Regions from separate parts of the Mus musculus genome. Here regions 2 and 3 are each linked to region 1. The links are chromatin loops, found by intact Hi-C in ENCODE. Cell type or tissue: left cerebral cortex. All regions are shown on one strand. Links, peaks and the distances in the headings refer to the core of each region. The heading gives the core; the rest is flanking DNA.

The links. A loop is a pair of places that touch in the nucleus more often than their neighbours do. Peaks named below come from ENCODE experiments on the same cell type or tissue, not always from the same donor. Only the 100,000 strongest peaks of a DNase experiment are listed, where the experiment ranks them.
Region 2: it touches region 1 in a loop (2.5-fold over the local background); 12 of 42 quality-filtered maps call a loop at or near these places.
Region 3: it touches region 1 in a loop (3-fold over the local background); 6 of 42 quality-filtered maps call a loop at or near these places.

What each region holds. Positions count from the first base shown.
Region 1 is chr8:111,873,410-111,880,234 of GRCm38, forward strand. It overlaps Tmem170 (transmembrane protein 170), which reads right to left and starts at 3,266. Exons shown (of 3, transcript NM_025781.2): 1 at 3,094-3,266. The coding sequence starts at 3,226. In left cerebral cortex, for the core only: CTCF peaks have their summits at 3,455 and 4,494; DNase peaks (open chromatin) are centred at 2,504, 3,114, 3,381 and 3,850; H3K4me3 peaks cover 1,287 bases; H3K27ac peaks cover 552 bases.
Region 2 is chr8:111,930,632-111,937,456 of GRCm38, forward strand. It overlaps Tmem231 (transmembrane protein 231), which reads right to left and starts at 3,182. Exons shown (of 7, transcript NM_001033321.2): 1 at 2,997-3,182; 2 at 2,729-2,898. The coding sequence starts at 3,135. In left cerebral cortex, for the core only: a CTCF peak has its summit at 3,397 (motif pointing left); a DNase peak (open chromatin) is centred at 3,201; H3K4me3 peaks cover 1,282 bases; H3K27ac peaks cover 507 bases.
Region 3 is chr8:113,629,620-113,636,444 of GRCm38, forward strand. It overlaps Mon1b (MON1 homolog B, secretory traffciking associated), which reads left to right and starts at 6,180. Exons shown (of 5, transcript NM_173015.3): 1 at 6,180-6,650. The coding sequence starts at 6,503. In left cerebral cortex, for the core only: a CTCF peak has its summit at 3,210 (motif pointing left); a DNase peak (open chromatin) is centred at 3,217.

The DNA.
Region 1 (6,825 bases), core at 2,411-4,910:
ACAAAGTGAGTTCCAGGACAGCCAGGGCTACACAGAGAAACCCTGTCTCAAAAAAGCAAAAAAAAAAAAAAAAAGCACTGATGTCTTCCAGACGTTCTGGGTTCAACTCCCAGCAACCACATGGTGGCTCACAATTATCTGTAATGGGATCCTATGCCTTCTTCTGGTGTGTCTAAAGACAGCTACAGTGTACTCATATACATAAAATAAATAAAAAAATATTTTTTAAAAAACCTTCAACAGATACATCATATTCTGTAAATGTATTACTGACTTGTCTAAGTTGGATCCATTCTTGACTCCAGCAACAGCATAATCAAAATATTCTTGGGTGTGATTAATTTGACATTAATTTAGTGAAACCCTATGTTCAGAGAACAAATGTCATTCCTGATTATTACAAATGACAACTAAAAGCCAGTCTCGGTGGTGCAGGCCTGGAATCTCAGCACCAACGCCTGGAAGGCTCAGGTTCTCTGGCCACCTCGGCTACACAATGAGGCCTTGTCTCAAACAAACAAACACAAAGAAACAGCAAAAGAGATCAGAGCAAGTCAGAAGGAGACTCTGGCAGAACTCTAGATGTCCAAATTACAAAAGTGGATTTAAAAAAAAAAATCAATTCAAAGCTTTTTAGTGTAGAGAAACCACAGAATATTTTAGGGCAATGATCTGCCATGAGTTAGCATAAAGTACAAGTTAACTTTTCCTGTGTGACCAAAGTAGAAAGGGAATCAGGCTCAGGACTCTGAATAGATTCCTAGTAAGAGGGCCTTAGTGTCTCTAACTAGGGGGAAACCTTTAAGTACGCATTATAACCAGAATTCCAAATGAAGATGAGACACTGCGGGGATGGGGCGTGCTCATGATGCACTCTGGTCAACTTGAGGTCAAGGGCTATCTGTTCTGCATTAGCCTAGTGTTTAGCTTGTTGTGATCCTACCCAGGTTTATACCTCCAGTCAGGAGCCCACATCGGCTAGAAGGGTGACCCGATGAAGGAATGAGTCCTGGTAAATGGTACCCTTGTCACAGCCATAGCAGGAATAAAACCCAAATACATCATGCGGATTAGCATTTTCAGGAGAGTCTGGAGAGATGGCTCAGCAGTTGGGAGCGGCTGCTGCTCTTCCAGAGGATCTGAGTTCAGTTCCCAGTGAGCCCTGAGCGCTGACGCATTATGGCTCATGTCTGACTCTTGATTAGCATCTGGACTTCAGTAAGGCTTCTGACCGGCTCCCTTTTCTCAGCTCACAGGCCATCTGCCTTTTTTCCTTCTTGGTAAAACAACTCTTTCTCTCACCAAATAAAAACAGAAACAAAATGAAAAAAAAAAAAAAGAATCACAAAGAAGAAACAGTTCAGAGATAGAGTGGTTGCTGCTCTTTCAGAGGACCTGAGTTCTATTTCCAGCAACCAGGTCAGATAGCCCAGCCACCTGTAACTCCCGGCCTCTGGCCTGGGTGGGCACCTGTACTCACATCCACACACCCAAACACATGCATATATTTAAAATTTTTTTTCTTTTTTCTTTTTTTGAGACAAGGTTTCTCTGTGTAGCTCTGGCTGTCCTGGCACTCACTTTGGAGACCAGGCTGGCCTCGAACTCAGAGATCTGCCTGCCTCTGCCTCCTGAGTGCTGGGATTAAAGGCGAGCGCCACGATGCCCGGCAATTTTTTGTTTTTAAGAAAAAAGCTATTTGGTTGACTAGAGAAAAATTTAAATAAGGCCTATTTAAATAACATCCCTTTATCCGTGTTATGGATTTTAGAAGTGATCTGACTTGGGGGCACCGTGACAGTGACAGGACACACATCCCTGGTTCAGAAGTTTTGAGCTCAAGAATCCTAATGTCTCGTCTTCCGCAGTGCAGGAAGTTAAATTGTGATGTGTACACACATGCACATTGATGTGACCAAGGCTGTAAAACCAGAATAGTCCTGCTTTGCATGAGACATCCATCAACACCAGCCAAATATACAACTGTGGCCCCATAATCTAGCCTACCATCTAGGCCTACCTAACCCCACCTATGATGGTCTCACAAGTGCCTAATGAGCCTCAGCTTTTAAGTAGACATGTGACTTTTACCACCCGAACTAAGCATATGGGTACTTGTTATTCTCTGTTTCGCCTTCTCAGGTTTGGAAATCTCCTTAATAGTTGGGAGAGAAGTAAGAAAATGAGTTAGAACAGACTCACTGAATCCTAGGAAAGAAAGAACCCTTCATCTTTTGGAGAAGGTCGCCAGAATGCTGTGTGTCTGTGTGTTTACTTATTTGTAATCACTTTCAGATTTGTTTGTTTATTTATATATGTATTTATTTGTAATCACTGTCAGGTGGGACACTAGTACTTCTGGAAACAATCTGAACTCCCAGACTCTTTTCTTGTGGGCAGGATCACAAGCTAACATCTTCAGCTGCCACAAAACAAAAAGGCAGCCACCTTGTCAGCTACTACACAGGCAGGTCCCAGGTGTCCACCGAGAGGCGCCTGGCAGTCGCTGCCCAGTAGATGAGACTCACAGGTGTCTGGTCGAAGGTTGCAGTCAGCAATCCCACCCGTCATCCTCTTTTACAACGTCACTGGGTTAGTTTCTCTTTGCGGCAGTGTCCTAATACCCCTACCCCCCCACACCCCACCCCACCCCCGCCTCTGTCGTCTTGCCTTCAAAAACCCAAAGCAATCATGCCCTCCCCTGAGGGCCTTTATTAATAACCTCAGGGGATCATTCTCTTCTCCACAACTTTCTGAATTGTAGCAGTTCTACAATGTAAATGTAACTTTAAAAGCCCTCCTGGCAGAAGGCGGCGAAGCCCGGGTAAGAGCTAAGAGCAATTTAGAAGTTCTGTCTTAAGTTCTTCTAGGTGCGGGTGGGGGAATCCGCAACAGGTCTGAGCAGGCTGGTGGGAAAGTGGGTGTAGGACAGAGTCAGAGGACAGCGTCAGCACACAGGCTCTCAGAGGAAGGATACTAGCAGTCACTAGGACTGGACAGCCGTCGCCCCAAGTGCGATTCCAGGGCTGCCTCGGCCTCGCCCTGGGAGGCAGGCGACAGGTGCGCAGTGCGCAGGCGCGGGGCGGGGCGTACCTGGGAAGGAGCAGAGCGAAGTGGAGTTGGGGCACAGGGTCCCGTTGCCCACCCGCGGCACGAGCTTCAGGCTGAGGATCTGCTGCAGGAGCCCGGCTGAGCCGCCGCCACCGCCGCTCCCCTCGCGCTCCATCCCGCCGCCATCCACCGCCCGCCGCGCCGCGGAGTACCGCACCTCCGCAGCCACGGCGTCACCTTTGGCCGGCCCTCTTCTCCCGCCCACTCCAACGGCGCTGCTAGAGTAATCGTTTCTCCTTCCAATCACAGGGCGCCGCAGATGGAGGGGGCGGGGTAACGGTTGTTCCCGCCCCCTGGCGCTGCGTTCGATTAGAGAAACCCACGGCATGCTGCGCCCCTAGTGGCAAGTTTCTTCTGCTCCATCTGGGTGTGTTGGGCTCTGCCCTCTTTAGTGCCACCTTTAAGTAGGACAAGTCCGGTGAGATTGCTCAGCGGGTAGAGGCGAGGTGTTTGCCTCCAAGCATGAAGGATTTGCCTTCCATCCCTAGGACTCATATGGTGAAAGGTGAGAACCAACTCCCATGGTTGTCTTTTTACCTTCACATACACATAGACTCACATACATTTTAAAATAGTATACAAGGATACATCACCAAAAATAAAAATTAAGTGACCACTAGCCTACTCAAATTTCTCTGTAGGACTGAATATGTATTGACAGAGAACCAGCCTAGCTGCACATCCCTAGATTCCAACCCCAGTTGCTTAGCCTGTCAAAGTCTATAGGTTCGCTGGGCGGTGGTGATACGTGCCTTTAAACTCAGCACTCAAGAGGTAGAGGCAGGCAGCTTTCTGAGTTCGAGGCCAGCCTGCTCTACTGAATAAGCTCCAGGACAGCCAGAGCTACATAGAGAAACTCTGTCAAAACCAAAACCAAAGCAAATACAAGACAAAACAAAAGACTGTAGGTTCAACTTCCGAACAACCAACAAGCAAAAATAAGACTTTTTAAATGGACCAAAACAGAGGCAGGCGGATTTCTGAGTTCGAAGCCAGCCTGGTCTACAAAGTGAGTTCCAGGACAGCCAGGGCTATACAGAGAAACCCTGTCTCGAAAAACCAAAAAGAAAAAAAGGACCAGAAATTCTCTAAGTCACAGAAGTTGAAACTTTTAGGAGCTGTGACCTGAGTTCCATCTCAGGAGCCCACGTGGTAAAAGAGAACCCATAACTGCAAGTTGTCCTTTGACCTGCACAGGTTCCCACACACATATGGCCATGGCTCTCCCTGGTTGTAAACTTGACGACGCCTGGAATGAACTAAAACCGCAATGGCTGGCGAAACCTGTGAGGGATTTAAAGTAGCAATACCTATAATCTGGATCTTTGAGGTGGAAAATCCACCTTTGATCTGAACCACGCCATCTACCGGTTTGAATATGCTTAGCCCATGCGAAGTGTGGCACGTATTAGGAGGTGTGGCCTTGCTAGAGGAAGTGTGCCACTGGGTAGGCAGGCATTGAGGTCTCCTAGTGTTTAAGCTCCACCCCAGTGCGGAGGAGACAGTTTCTCCTGCTGAGATTCTCTCAGCTCCCTCTCCAGCATGCCTGCTGCCCTGCTTCCTGTCATGATGATAATGGACTGAACCTCTGAAACTGTAAGCCAGCCCCAATGAAATGTTTGCCTTTATAAGAGTTGCTTCGGTCATGGTGTCTCCTCACAGTAGTAAAACCCAAACTAAGACACTGGCATTAGAACCTATTTAGAGATTCCAGTGTATACTGAAAGACCAGCGGGGTCATCCAGCCCCATGGACTGAACAACTCCTGGACTCTGGGCCTTCCATTAGTAGACAGCCATTGCTGGATTAGCTGGACCACTTCCTGTAAGCCACTCTATAAATCATATATATACATATATATATATATATGATACATTCAATAAATAATTTAACATATTCATTAATAAATATAAATATTTAAGTTCTCTCCCTCTGCAGAATCCAGACTAATACACATATATAATAAATCAATAACTTTAAAACCTTTTACAGCAACTGTTTTTCAGTATATTTAGACATCTTGTCAGCATTTTAGATTTTGTAGGATTTTTGCTTTTACAGGATAGCATGAACAATGCCAACAGCCCTTTCCCATAAGTGTGCTATATCCATTAATGCCCAGATGTTCACCTCCCTCCCAAAGGAAAGAAGTTAAAGTTGGGTTGGTTATAGCTCTGAGAGACGCCTTGCCTCATATGCCTGCAGCTCTGGGTTTGATCCCCAGCACTTCACAAAGGTCCCTAAGAAGCCTTCCAGGGAGAATCTGTAGATTGCCTATATAGACATGAAAATTTGGTGGTTTGACAGCCAAATGGAAGGACCTAGAAAGCAAAGCATCGATATTTTGTAGGGAAAATGTACTTTGAGACTTTTGAGTATTTGCCTTTTCTGGTCATCCAATCTTCTCATTTCTCCTTTGGAATAAACTCCCACAATTTCTATTACCTTTTTGGTTTGGTTTGTGATGAAGTCTTGCTGCGTTCTCTTGGCTGGCTTGCAACTTTCTGTGCAAATTATGTCTGGCTTCTTTTTTTTTTTTTAAAGATTTATTTATTTATTTATTTATTACATGTAAGTACACTGTAGCTGTCTTCAGACCCTCCAGAAGAGGGAGTCAGATCTCATTACAGATGGTTGTGAGCCACCATGTGGTTGTTGGGATTTGAACTTCGGACCTTCGGAAGAGCAGTCGGGTGCTCTTACCCACTGAGCCATCTCACCAGCCCTATATCTGGCTTCTATTACTTTTTTTTTTTTTTTAATGAAAGAATGAAAGGAAAGGAGTGGCTTCTTGCATGACACATAGGTAAAACTGGAATGATGTGGAGATTCGTACGGCCCCTGCTCAAGAGTGACACACAAATTCATGGAGCCCTTCCATATCTTTATAAGCACAAAAGAAGAGTCTAAGGAACAGAAACTGCTCTGAGAGCATAAGAGTGTAAGGTATGACAGCTCACACCTGTAATCTCAAATCTGGGAAGAGAAAGGAAGATTACTGGTAAGTGCAAAGCCAGCCTGAGCTGTCTCAAGTTGAGGAGGGGGCTGGAGAAGTGGCTTAGTGATTAAGTGTGCTTCCAGCTCCTCCAGAGGACCTGCCAGGAAGCTCACAACAACCCAGAGGACCCGTCACCCTCTCCTGGCCTCTGAGAGCACCTATACATATATGCCTCTCACCTCCCCTACCCCTCACACATATATTTTTTTTTCAAATGCAGCATTAACTATGTTTTTTTGGTTTTTGTTTTTATGGTTTTTCGAGACAGGGTTTCTCTGTAGCCCTGGCTTGTCGCGTCCGCTCTCGACCAGCAAGAACGACACGACCACCAGTCCTTCTAACAGCAGTTTATTCAGTCCTGATTCTTCTTGTTTATATCTCCCCCGAACCCTGGGCCTCTCACTCCTTTTATACTCTCTCTCATCCACGCACCGCAGGCCACGCCCCCTCGCCAGTCACGAGGCTTCAGCTAATCAGGGCAGCAGGGGCAAATCTCCACCAAATTGGATTCACCTGTATCCTGGTACACCTGCGCAGCACTCAAGATGTTTGTGTCTTATATGAGGAAGTCAGGTGCAAGTCATATGACTTAGCTGCAGTCCCTGGCACCTTTGGGACTGCCGCCACACCCGCTCCCCACACTGGCTGTCCTGGAACTCACTTTGTAGACCAGGCTGACCTCAGAAATCCGCCTGCCTCTGCCTCCCAAATTCTGG
Region 2 (6,825 bases), core at 2,242-4,741, 57 kb after region 1:
GTGAGTACACAGGGAAGGGCAGGTCCACCTCTACCCTGGCCCCTCACCCAATCACTCTTCTCTAGAGGCCTTAGAGCGGAGTTTCTCAACCTATGGATCTCAAGTTCTTTGGGGAGGTGGGGAGCTGAAGGACCCTTTCACAGAGGCTGCATATCAGTTACATTACAATTCATAAAAGTAGCAAAATTACAGTTATGAAGTAGCAATGAAATAATTTTTTAGTTGTGGTCACGACAGCATAAGGAACTGTGTTAAAGGATGGAAGCACTAGGAAGGCTCTATTGCATTAGAGGCTTGAGAATAAAAATGGGGCCAGGTGTGGCCGGCCTTGCTTGTAATCTTCGTAGTTAGTAAGAGAAGGATCACCAGATCCATATGGGCAACCTGGCCCATAGCTGGACTTCATTACAAAGCCCTGTCTTAGGGATAAATAAATTAATAAATGGAGCTGGAGAGCTGGCTTAGCAGTTCAGAGCACTGGCGGTTCCTCTAGAGGATCCTGGTTTAATTCCCAGGGCCCATAGGGCAGTTTACAACTGTCTATAACTCCAGTTCCAGGGGATCCGAGGCACCAGGCATCACATAGTATACATATATGTGCATGTAGGCAAAGTACCCACACACAGAGAATAAAATAAGCAAAGCAGCAAGGTAAGTACATAAATAGTAAAAGCAGGCGTGGTGGCTCACAACTGCAGTCTCAGCGCTGAGCAGGCACAGGCTGGAAGACCGAAACACAAAGTCTTTAAGGTCATCCTAGGCTACAAAACCAAGCCATCCTGGATGACATGACATGCAGTCTCAAGAAACTAAAAGGGTATGTGTTGGTGGCCTGGGGGAAGAGTCTTGACCATCTGAAGAATAAAAGAGTGCAATGATGTTAAAACAAAACAAAACTTCCAAAGCAAAAACTTTTGCATTAGTTACCTAATGAGAGTGTGTTAGAAGCCCTCCCCAGGCTGGGTGGCTGGCGGTAGTAGCAGAGGGGAGGGAGAGGTTGACAAATCTCTGAGTTCGAGGCCAACCTGGTCAACAGAGCAAGTTATTTGACAGCCAGCGCTACACAGAGAAACCCTGTTCTAACAAATAGAAAGAAACGCTTTCCAGATGTTTAAATAAGATTTGCCGAGTCTCCACCTCTTTCATGAGAATCCTCTACTGACATTCCACGGGGGAAGCTGGAGCCTGCGCTCCCCTCCCACTCCCACCAGGCCCCATCGCACCTCCCCCTCTCTCATCCCTTCAGTTTCCCTAGGTGCGCATTTTGCTTAGTCAGCCTTTCATGTCGTAACTAAGACTACTACGCAAGTCCGGTTCGCAACCTTGACTGCGCATCCTTCCTAGCGTCTTCTCGTGGCTTATTTCCTTGCAGTTAACAATTACTTTACTTGCTTGCTTTGTTTTCTCTAAGTGCATGAAATTTCAACAAAACGCTTCCACTGGCATTCAGACGTGCATGACTTAAGTCTGGGCCTCACGTCTGTAGTCCCAGCTTCGTAGCTGGCTGAACTGGGCTTACAGCTTGGGCAGGCAACATAGCAATAACCCATCTCAAAAAGAATAAAAAAGCTGTAGGATTTAGTTAAAGCTTTGTTTATTCACTTACTAATTTTAATAGTAAAACGATTGGAGCAAATTAAAAAAAAAAAAAATCAAGGATGGGTAATGAGATAGCTCAGCAGGTAAAGACTCCTGCAGCCAACCCTGGGAATCCAAGCTGGATTCCCGGGACAGTGACAGGAGGGAACTGACCCCTCCAAGTTGTCTTTTGACTTTACATGCCAGCGCTACGCTTTTGAGACTGAATAGCCCTGAGCTTGCTGTATAGGTCAGGGAAGGGGGGGGGCAATCCTGCCTCAGGTGGAGGTTAGAAACAAAATATTTACTAACAAACACCTAGTTAAAGTCATCACTCTGCCCATGTCATTATATGAACGGCAAGGGATGACCGTAAGGAAGCACTTGATTTATGCGAAAGTAAACACTAAACTGCAGCCAGTAAAATGTTTCCCTTACACAGGAGACAGCTGCAGTGTGGCAAAGAGTTGAGAAGCCTAACCCAGACAGGCGTGGCTTGGCTAGAGCAGGACCTGAGAATTCAACCAATCACCGCTTGCCCCGCCCTACCCCGCATCAAGTCTGCATAAAAACACTGGTACTTTCTGTCTTTACAGCTTGGTGATGTTCAAACTCAGCAGCGTACTGGGGTGTACAGAACTCCGCCTACAAGCCCTCAAAGGGGTTTTTTCTTCAGCCACCTTTCCATTCAGAAAATGACCAGCACCAGAAACAGGCTCTGGACTCTTGTTGTCCGGCAAACACAGTGCCTGCACGGCTGCCTTTCTAGGGAAACCTGGAGAAACTGAATAAAACTATCTAGAAAGTTAAGCATGCGCAGGCCAAAGGGACTTTTGTTTCCAACCCTCGTGGCTCCTTAAGATCCAAGCTGTGGGACTGAGAGTGGCTCAGTGGTTAAGTCCTTGCATGCAAGCACAAAGCCTTGGGTTTGATTCCCAGCACCCCATATACCCCAGCAGGGCGTTGCATAGCGAATCCCCGGCACTGGGAAGGTGAAGGCCGAGTATCAGTTGTTGAAAGACGACTTTGGCTATATAGTTTAAGGCAAGCCTGGGATACACGAGACTCTGCTCTCACACCCGGTCAAATGACCCAAACTGGGATCTCACTCCATCCTATCACCCCCAGGATCCGGGCGGGAACCACGCACCGACACGAGCGGGACGCGCAGGTGAGCCCCCTGCAGCCGGTTGAAGGTGGGGAACGTGCTCCAGGCGAGGAAGGCTTCAGGCTCCGGCCCCAGGAGAGCCACGAGCAGCACTTGGTGCTGGAAGCGCACGTTCGGCTGCTCCTCGTAGCTGCTCCGCTTCAGCCAAAACCCTGCGGGAGACAAGGCGGGTTGGGGGGAGCCAGGTTAGGATTGCCGGCCTGGGCCCGCCGGCCGCGCCGTGTGGCCCTCCAGGCCCGGGCAGGCTCACCGTGGCTCCGGAAGGCCACCAGCAGCGGGGGGATGTAGGTGAGCGCGGTGGTCAACAGCAGGAAGAGCGCGGCCTTGGAGCAGAGCCCCGCGCGGTAAGCGCGCTCGATTGGGTGAGAGAAGAGATGGTACAGCGCCATGAGCGCAGGGCCGCAGCGCCGAGTCTCCACGGCAACCGACGGCGGGCAGAGGAACCAATAGCAGGCATGCAGGCCTCTAGAAGGGGGTGGAGCTAGCAGGAGGAGGGTCCTGTGTTAGTGCTGTGCCTGCGCGTCTCTTCAAGAAGGCAACTGTATGGGCTGGTGAGATGGCTCAGCCGGTAAGAGCGCTGACTGCTCTTCCAAAGGTCCTGAGTCAAATCCCAGCAACCACATGGTGGCTCACAACCATCCATAATGAGATCTGACGCCCTCTTCCGGAATGTCTGAAGACAGCTACAGTGGTGTACTTACATATAATAAATAAATCTTAAAAAAAAAAAAAAGAAAGCAACTGTAATGATATTTTCACTCACCAAAGTCTGTGTCAATTGTACAAAATCAGACGTGCATAGATGTTGACATCACCCCATAGATCATCTATTAACTCATGACATAAGGATGGTTGATGTAGCTTAGTTGGTAGAGGGCTAGCCTACTATACAGGAAGCCCTGAGTTCATCTCCAGCACTTCATTAAACCAGGCACCTTGGCCCACATCTGTAACACTAACAACTCTTCAGGTGAAGACAGAAGGATCAGAAGTCCAAGGTCATCTTTAGCTACATTGTGAGTTTGAGACCAGCCAGAGATACTGGAGACTTTGTTTCAATGCAAAAACTCCATTGAGGTTCATACTGAAGTCGGGACATTCCTATAACAAGGCCACCGTCCTAGAACCAGGTACTTTTGTCTTCAAGGTTAATGCTTTCACTATGCCCCATAGCAGGAAAGATAGAAAACAGGAAACAAACCCCCTGATTATTTAAAGGTTAGAACAAAAACAAAAAATAAAAGGCCGGGCGTAGTGGTGCACGCCTTTAATCCCAGCACTCAGGAGGCAGAGGCAGGCGGATTTCTGAGTTTGAGGCCAGCCTGGTCTACAAAGTGAGTTTCAGAACAGCCGGGGCTACACAGAGAAACCCTGTCTCGGAAAAAAAAAAAAAAAAAAAAAGGTTAAAGGGTATTTTACTAAATGGCTCCTTCTGTTGTACTTTGTTAGCTATAAACACTGATACTGTCTTCCCCAAAGTTAGCATTAGCTGATCACTTAGGTAAATACTAACACCAATATCTTAACATGGAAGACAGATTTTTACCTGTTTGGAAGTAGGGTCTTACTATGTAGCCTGTGCTGGCCCTCAATTCTCCTTTCTCCAGGTCCTCTGCAAGAACAATCGGTGCTCTTAACAATTGGGTCATCTCTCCAGCTCCCACCATCTATCTTAATTCTGGAAAGGCTGTCCTCTGACCTCTACATGCCTGTCATGGTGCTCATCTGCATCTATGCACAAATAATGAATAAGTAAATGTAGTGTAACATGTAAGTAAGCTGGAGAGGCCGGTTTTCCAGAGGATCAAGGTTTGACTTTCAGCACCCACACAGGGGCTCAGAGCCAACTGTAACTCCAGTCCTAGGGGATCCAACAGCTTCTGTGGGCACTGCAGACACATGGTCCATAGACACACACGCAGGCAAAACACCCAAACACATGTAGTTAAAATAAAGGTGTTGGCACACAGCTTTGATCCCAGTGTTTAGGAGACAGAGGCAGTCAGATCTCTGAGTTCTAGGCCAGCCTGGTCTACAGAGTGACTTCCAGGACAGCCAAGGCTACAATGAAAAACCTTGTCTCAAAAAATAAATAATAATAATAATAGGAAATATAAATGTATTTTTAAATTAAAAAATAAAAACTGTGCTTAAATAACCGTTTTGGAATGGCTGAATGTAATGTAGATTCTTTGTGGTGGTTGTTCTCTGAGTAAGAGAATGTTTGCCTCCAAAGAGTCGACAGAAGGAAACATACACTGTCGCTAAGTCACCGGTGAGACAGGGAGGTGACTGTTACGAATTTAGAAGTATAAAATGGTTTAGCCTTAGCTGGGTGTGGTGGTGTATACCTTTATTCCCAGCACTGGGGAGGCAGAAGCAGAGACAGAGGGAGGTGGATTTCTGTGAGTCCCAGACCAACCCAATCTACATTGTGTTCTCCTGTCCCTGAAGTTTGCCTCAAAAGATGATAAAGTCATTTCCTTCCAACTATGTATTTCAGATGGGAGTAGGGGGTTCATACCTGAAATCCTAGTGTTTTGAAGGCTGAGACAGGAGGATCAGGTGTTTAAGGCCAAGCTTGGCTACAAAGCAAGCCTGAGGCCAGCCTGGGCTACATGAAACTAGCACAACCATCCAAGCCAGGCTGGTTCAGTAGGAAAGAACACTGGCAGCATAAACAGGAGCTCAGGAAAAAGCCAGATCAGGATGTGTGTGCCTGTAATTTCAGGATGGCTGGGGCTTTTGGTGACTGCTAGACTAGCTCCAGATTCAATAAGAAACCCTGTCTCAGAGGAATAAATGATGTGTGGTAGGGAGAGACCCCTGATATCCTACTGTGACCATCACATCTATACACGTGGGCACAGGCATCCACATACATGAATGTATAAACCACAAGCATAGGAATTCAAGTCCAGTCTTGGCTATATTGTCCTGGGATACACACACGAGACCTTGGTCATAAACAAAATTAAAGAAAACATCCAAACAGCATCACCACCAACAGTAAAAACAAACAAACAAACAAACAAACAAACAAACAAACAAACAAAACGGAATGGAACCCTTAGTTCTTTTTGTATCCACCACAGGAGCTCCTCCTTGGAGTCTTGGGTCAGGTTAGCACTCCTGCCTCAAGACTGGCCAGCATTTCTTTTGCCTAGTCACTTCCTAGTTCTTTCCTTGAGCCTGTATTTTCTTTCCTTGGCTTTGTGCTGGCCCCTGGCTGTCTTACACTGTCCATGTCTGCCTCTGTCTCCATCATCCTAAGTCCATCCTGCCTGACTTAATGGTCTGCCATGATGGTTGATCTACCTCCTACTGCTCCACTCACCTCCTCCGTTTGCTGCCCCCATGTAGAAGGCATCCAGTGCCTTAGAATATTTGAGAAAGCTAAATGCAATGACCAACACATGGATGCTTTAATGAAGGATGAACCAAAAGAAAAAAAGGTACCATCTGAGCAAATAAGACAGAAAGACATTGCTCCTCATCATAGTTGTCGTGGGACGTGCCTGCCTATTGGGTGATGAACAGTGGGTTTCTCCCTAGGAAGTGTACTTAGCTCTTACATGCTTTTAAGGGATAGACACAGGTCTTGGACTGGGATAGTGTAACCAAACCAGCTCAGTCAGTCAACAGTTTCTCCAGGGCAGGAATGAGGATTAAAAAGAGAAAAAGACAATTAGACAACACTGTAGCATGACCCCAGCCAGTTCAGAGGCTGAGATGCTTTTATTTTTTTCCCAATCTGCTTTTTTACCATTTTAATTACATGCAAGTAAAAAGGTCAGTTCTAGGTTAAGGAACAAACAAGACAATAAACACAAATAGTCAAGGAACGAGCAAGGCAATAAACAATGTCCCAAGATCACTTTTTCTAAGGGCTAATCAGGGTGACCAAGATAGCAGAGCCTACTTCCCCATCCTAACCCAAAATCATATTCATGCCTGAGGCCTACTTCTTTGTTCTAGCCCCAAATCAGATTCAGGCCTGAGCTTACTTCCCTGTCCTGGCTCAATGTCAAATTCCTCCCTTTAGCACACTTCCTTGTCCTGGTCCAATGTCAAAGTGC
Region 3 (6,825 bases), core at 1,759-4,258, 1.8 Mb after region 1:
GAGAGGGCTTTTAGAGCCCCATACTTACATCACCTCGTCTCTAGTAAAGAATTAGGGTTATTTCTTAGGTCTTGTCTCTAGCTGCATATGTATCAAAAGATGGCCTAGTCGACCATCACTGCAAAGAGAGGCCCACTGGACTTGCAAACTTTATATGCCCCAGTACAGGGGAACGCCAGGGCCAAAAAGGGGGAGTGGGTGGGTAGGGGATTGGGGGGGTGGGTATGGGGGACCTTTGGGATAGCATTGAAAATGTAAACGAGGAAAATACCTAATTAAAAAATAAATAAATAAATAAATAGAAATAAAAACAACAACAACAACAACAACAAAAAACAAAACAGAGACTATCTTAGAATAACTCCAAAAAAAAAAAAAAAAGTTCCAAGAATTCGTCATTGTTCCTCTGTCCCTAAACTAACTATTATGGTCTGTATTAGGGTACTCTAATCGGACTGGCATGCCTCAGGTCCTCCATAACTGAATCTAAAGAAGGCTGGGAGCTGATGATTTGTGGGCCAAAAGGATCATGTAGGAGATGGACAAGCCATTCTTTGGAGGTGCAGTGCGCTCAGAAGACACTGAGTGAAATCCCCGCCCCCAGAGTCCTTTGAGACTAGTCTTTTGAAGAGAGGCTGTATCATATGAAAGTCATTCACTGGAATCTGGTAGAGATGCCCAGAAGGGCTTCCTGTTATCCTTTTTTTTTTTTCTTTTCAGAGAAAGACTGAAGAGTGTAGCTTAGTGGTAGGGTATCTGATCTGCATGGACAAAGGCCTGGGCTCAATCCCCCAATACCACGTAAACAAACCTACCTCCATCACCAAAATACCTCACCACATTTCTACAGAACTTAAAGTCTAGCCCAGCACGTCAAATTTTCATTTGTGGCTGAACACTGGACGGGATTTTGAGAACTTCAGCTGACCTGCGTATACAACAAATATATGCAGAGAGAACCATGGGCAGGGACTCAATGTAGAGTTCTTGGGTGAGAACTCCAGTTCTCCCATCTCCAGTTCTATCTCTCATGGAAGCCAGCCATTCTCCAACCTGCATTGTTAGGAGAGATGCTGGGGCACTTCAGTAGACTTTCAGGTTTCTGCCTGGAGCTGCTTTCTCTTACTTTCAGTCAAGAGCCCTAACCATCATATCAAGTTTTAGGGAAGGAACTGGCAAGGCACACTTTCCTAGGCCCAGAAGTCTTAACACACTGTAATGAGAACAAAGCTGGTCCCAAGGATGCTTGTCGATAGTGTGAAGCTCTTAAAAAGTGAGCCATGACACCAGAGACACACAGCAGTTGAGAAGAACTGGAGCCCTGCTTTGGAACAGTAATGAGTTGGTCCTGAGCATCAGCTAGCTGGCTTGGGTGATGTAACTACTCCACCCACTGCACTAGAGTGAGACATGGAACCTGGAGCCAGCAGGAGTGCCTGGGCTCAAATATTCTGTTCACACTATTGCCACATGATTTCCTAACAAATTAACCTTAGGGTCACCTTGACTCAGGGCAGACCAATCATATTCACTCTTCCAAGGAGCATAGTTAACGAGATTTTAGCACATGCTTCATGCGGTCAAGAGAGCAATTACTATTCATCTGAATTCGTAACATCTCAATGTTACTAACACCAGGCTAATTCCATGTATTGTAAACAAATGAAAATAGAAATGTATAATTTTTCTAACTACGTGATCTTGGGCAAGTATTTGATCTCTGAGTACCAGAGTGCTTCCCAAGTAAAATCATATAAAATGCTATGCTGTGGGACTGTTGCAAAACAAACACATTGAAGATTTGTCTCTTTTAAAACTTATGCTGAATTTTAAGTGCCATTGTAACAGGATTTAGAGGGTAGGAATCAAGGACCCACCATCTAAAATGGACTAATGCCATTATACATGGAGTAGGCTCATTATTGTGGGGAAGGAGTCATTATATATTTAATTTTAAAATGATATAAAATTGTACTTATTTGTGGTGAACTATATGATGTCTTGATATACATATGCATTGGGTGATAGCCAAATAATGGTAAGTGCACTGGTTAGTTTACTTGACACAAATTGGAATCACCCAGCAAGAAGAAACTCTAATGAAGAATTGCCTCCATTAGATGACTGGCCTGTGGGCAAGTCTGTGAGGCATTTTCTTAACTAATGATTTATGTGTGTGGGGGGTCCAGCCCACTGTGGGTGGTGCCACCCTGGACAGAGAGTCCTGGGTTGTAAAAGAAAGCAGGCTGAGGCAGCCATGGAAAGTAAGCTAATAAACAAGGTTCTTCCGTGGTTTTGACTTCAAGCTTCTGTCTTGGCTTCTCTGGATGATGTGATCCAACCTGTAATGCAAACAAACCCTTCCTCCCCAATATGGCTTTCGCTCAGAAAGTTCTATCACAGCAAGAGAGATGGATGCTAGGACAATAAATAAATCTACCTTTCCTTCCTTCCTTCCTTCCTTCCTTCCTTCCTTCCTTCCTTCCTTCCTTTCTTCCTCCTTCCTTCCTTCCTTCCTTCCTTCCTTCCTTCCTTCCTTCTTTCTTTCTTCCTTTCTTTCTTTCGCTTGTTATTATTTTTATTTACCTGTGTAATCCCACATAAGTGTGGGTGGAAGTGAGGCCAGAAGGAGGTGCCAGGAGCCCCAGACCTGGAATTGCCTGTCATTTGTAGCACATTCTGCTGTTAGCGATTTAACATGGGTCCTCTACAGGTGCTCTTCACCACCAAGCTGTATCATCAGTCACCCTGTCTTCCTCCTTAATGTTTATTGGTTCTGCCTACTACAGTGTTCTGAACAAATACCAGCTCCCATTACTTCTGAACCGTAAATAGCGCCTTATTTCCGCAGATTTCAGATAGGTGAACTCTCCCTTGTGCAAAATTATCCCCTGTATATCTATCTCTCTAGCCATCTGAGACTCACCACTTTGGGTTGTCAATCTTTGCTATAGGAAGAACATTCTCCTAACGAGTCTGAGAAAGCATAGTCAAGCCTTTTGAAAATGAGTTTTCAGAGTAGATTATGTTCTCTTAGTGAGTCTTAATCGTGAGAGAAACAAGAGTCTTAGATGGTTTCAGATTTGGATTCTTGTCATGGAAGTGAGAACCTAAGCTCTTGAAGACAATTCACTGGTGTTTTCCTGGTATTTACTGGACAGTGAGTTGAGTTTGGAAGGTCTCTATCATGTGGATTTTGTGCCATCTACTGGTCATTCTTGCAAAAAACAACGATGCTGACGGTGATCTACTGTTCCCTCTCCTTGGATCCCACTGGTTTCTAGGCATCTTACCCACTTACACATTCTAAGGTGGTGATTCTCAACCTTCCTGATGCTGTGCCCATTTAATACAGTCCCTCATCTTGTGGTGACCCCCCCCAACATAAAATTATCTCATTGCTTCTTCAAAACTGTAATTTTGCTACTGTAATGAATTACAATATAAATATCTGATGTGCAGGATGGGCTTAGGTGACCCCTGTAAAAAGGGGCTGTGACCCACAGGTTGAGAACCATTGTTCTAAGGAATGTCTTTAAGACCTCTAATATTGGAACAAGAGCAAAAGGTTTCCAGTGAGGTCCAAGCCTGGGACAGGGAGTGAGGGACTGAGTGTCCGTAGGTCCATCCATCACTTTATCTTTCCTTCACACTAGCGAGTGCAAGGCTATCTAGCTATCTATCCTTCCTTTGTTTAAAAAAATCAATTTATAATATTGTAATATGTCTAGAGACCTCTAATCATGTTATCCTTCAATCCTATTGATCACTGGTTTTATCATTTAAGCACACATTTTAGTAACTATGCTGACCTTTTCAAAGAAAGAACGATTTCTACATTGTCTCTTTTGACTGTATGTCTTCCCTCTCACTGAATTGCATCTTTATTGTCGTCTTATTTCTACTGCAGGTCTAGCTTCCTCTCATTCCCTATCATCTTAAGGCTCCCGTGTAGATCATTGGTTATGAGTGTCTCTTCTCATACCCGTGTGAATATATAAAGTTGCACATTTCCCTGTGAGCACTCGTGATTTACAGTCTCCGCAGTTGCTCATTCTTCCTGTTTTCATGAAGCTGAAGATACTCCTGAATATCCCATGGATTTAATATTTGAGTCATAATGTGTTCATATGATGAGTACTGACCTAATTCCTACTCTTGGAAGAATTCTCCAATCTCTGCTAACAATAGCCACAATTTCTGTTGTAATCAAACAATTTTCTCTGAAAGATTTAGCTTCTAAAGGGGCATTAACTTTTTTTTTTTAATTTTTTGGTCCAGCATGCGCATTTGGAAAAAAATCCACTCTGTTGTAATTGAGCAGAATTTTTTTAATAAATATCAATTCATTTGCCAGCTGTTGATCATATCTTCTGTAACCTTATTTATTTATTTAGATATTAGATATTTAGATTTAAATATTTATCTATTTTTTTTTTTGCCATCAGTTTCGGCCATTTTTAGTGAGCACAGAATGTTGAAATCATCACCTAACCTCATGAGCTATTTTCCCTTTGAGTTTTTGTCAATTTGACAGTTAGGTACTTTGAAGTTTTGTCTTTGAGTATCTAAATATTCAGGGATGTTATGTCTCCTGGCTGATGACACCTCCTTGATCTTGGAGCCCGGAGGGATGGGTCTCACGAGGTAGAATGCTTGCCCAGAATACATGAAGCCTTGGGTTCGCACCACAGCATGACACAAACCTGGTGTTAAGGGCACATCAGTTATTTCAAGTACTGGGGAAACAGAGGCGGGAAGCAGAGTAATCCTTGCCACTTGGTGAGTGAGAAGCCAGCCCGGGGTACCCGAAACCCTGTATCCAAAACAGAAATCCTCGACCTTTATGTCATTATGTCGTCGTCGTCGTTGTTGTTATTTTAACTCTATTTTCTCTGATAATAATATAGTAACACTCAGAGACACAAACTGCGAGGCTTCAAGCAGTCTCAAAGACCAATGTACAGAAAGACCTAAAAAACGGACCTGGACGTCCAGAACAGGGATATTCACACCCTCATTCTAAACCTAAAGGCAATGGCAGGTGCTGGAGCAGCACTGTAATCTACTCTGACTTGGGTTTAGGGCCAGATAGAGGGTGAGGGAGGAGGATCGCGAGTTTAAGGCCAGCCTGGGTTATTAGGAGCCTGTGACTCAAAACCAAAATGAACAACACTTAGTTTGGAGCGACTTCTGGCCGCCTAGATACACCTATCCCCGCTCCACAGCCTTAAGGAAGAGAGCATCTAGGTGCTTCTGTTCACAAGATTCCTCACTGCTGTTGCTGCCCCTGGCCCATCATACATAGTAGCCAATGGTGATACCCGGAGGTAGGTGCGGCAGAATTCTCAGCCAACCAGAACGCAGCGGTCCCTGACAACCACACCCCCCACTCCGCTATTGGATTAGGCTGCCGATCTGGTTGGCTCGGCCCACAGAACCTCTCCTTGCTAGTGGGGTGCGCTCGTGTTGCCCGCACACACTAGCCCTAAGCAGCTTGCTTTTGTTTCCGTAAGCTCCCCTCGCAGGCTGGCGGAGTCCAGAATCCCAAGAGTCAGTCCCACCAGCAGAGCCCGCCTCTTGCTTCAGCATCCGAGTCCCATAGGCTGACTGGGCTGCGGGCGACGTTCCGATTGGAAAGAGAGCTGTCCGTCAAGCATACGCTCCGCCCTGCCCCTATAATTGAATAAAAGAGCGTGAAGTTGTCTCAATACTGGGGACGCGAGTTCATTGGTTCGGCATTCTCTCATTCCAGCAAAGACCGGAACAGGAGTGAGGTTTCGGTTAGAAACAGGGAGATGTCAGTCAAGGGATGAGCAGTGGCTTTCGCCAATTAGCGCACACTATCTGCGGAGGCTCCACCAGAATGGGGCGGGACATAAGGGAGAGCCTACTCTTGATTGGGTGAGAGGGACTAGGTCCCGCCCCCTCGACCTAGTAGATTTCCAGGCCGCGCCCCCTTCAGCCGGTAGCCCTTGGTACGCGAAGTGGGCCGGTCTGGCCCCACTTCACAGCCGATCCTGGCTGCGTCCGGTGGAAGGACGCGCAGATTCCACAGAGTTCCGGGAGAGTCCCGCGCTATCCTTACGGTGAGGGAACGCAGCGTGTGGCTGCCATTGGCACTCCGGGGAGTCAATACGGCCGTGAAACCGGAAGTGTCCCGGGGAGGCGTCGCTTCCGGAAGTGTGGCAAGTCCCCACCACACCAGGAAGTGTGGTGCGGCAGCGGCTCCTCAAAGTGTTGCTGTCCACCCAGTTGAGATAAGAGGTTGAAACAGGTGTTGATGTACCGTGTTGGCAGAAGCCCAGCGGAGCGTCACCCATCCGAAAGTGCCGGAGGGTGCAAGTATTTGGTCATGGTTTTGAATGTCGCGTCCTGTCGAAAACCGTAGGGGAAACCGCACTAGGAATGTATCCGGGGGGTCTGGCTCCCTGAAGGCTTGTAAGAAGTTTTCTGTTGCTGCCCATCACCCTCGATTCCCCTTCTCTCCAGGGATGTGCAGATGGAGGCCGGAGGAGATAATGCTGTCCCAGCCCCCGGGGGCGTGGAGGACTTGGTGGACACGCAGTTCCCCAGAGAGGAGGCTGGAGACAGTGAAAGGGTTCACGCAAGCACGCTGGATCCCGGAGATGGGGACCCGGAGGACACAGGTATAGCTTCCCTCAATAAAGCCTTGGAAGCAAACCCCCAGGGCTTGTCATTGCTAGCTGAGCGGGAAGAGATCAGTGGGAGACCAGTGGGCAGTCTTTGGGAACCCAAGAAAGTAGCTTGAGGCATAGCTCTCAGTCAGTCGTTGGACACAGACTTGCTGACTTAATTGAAATC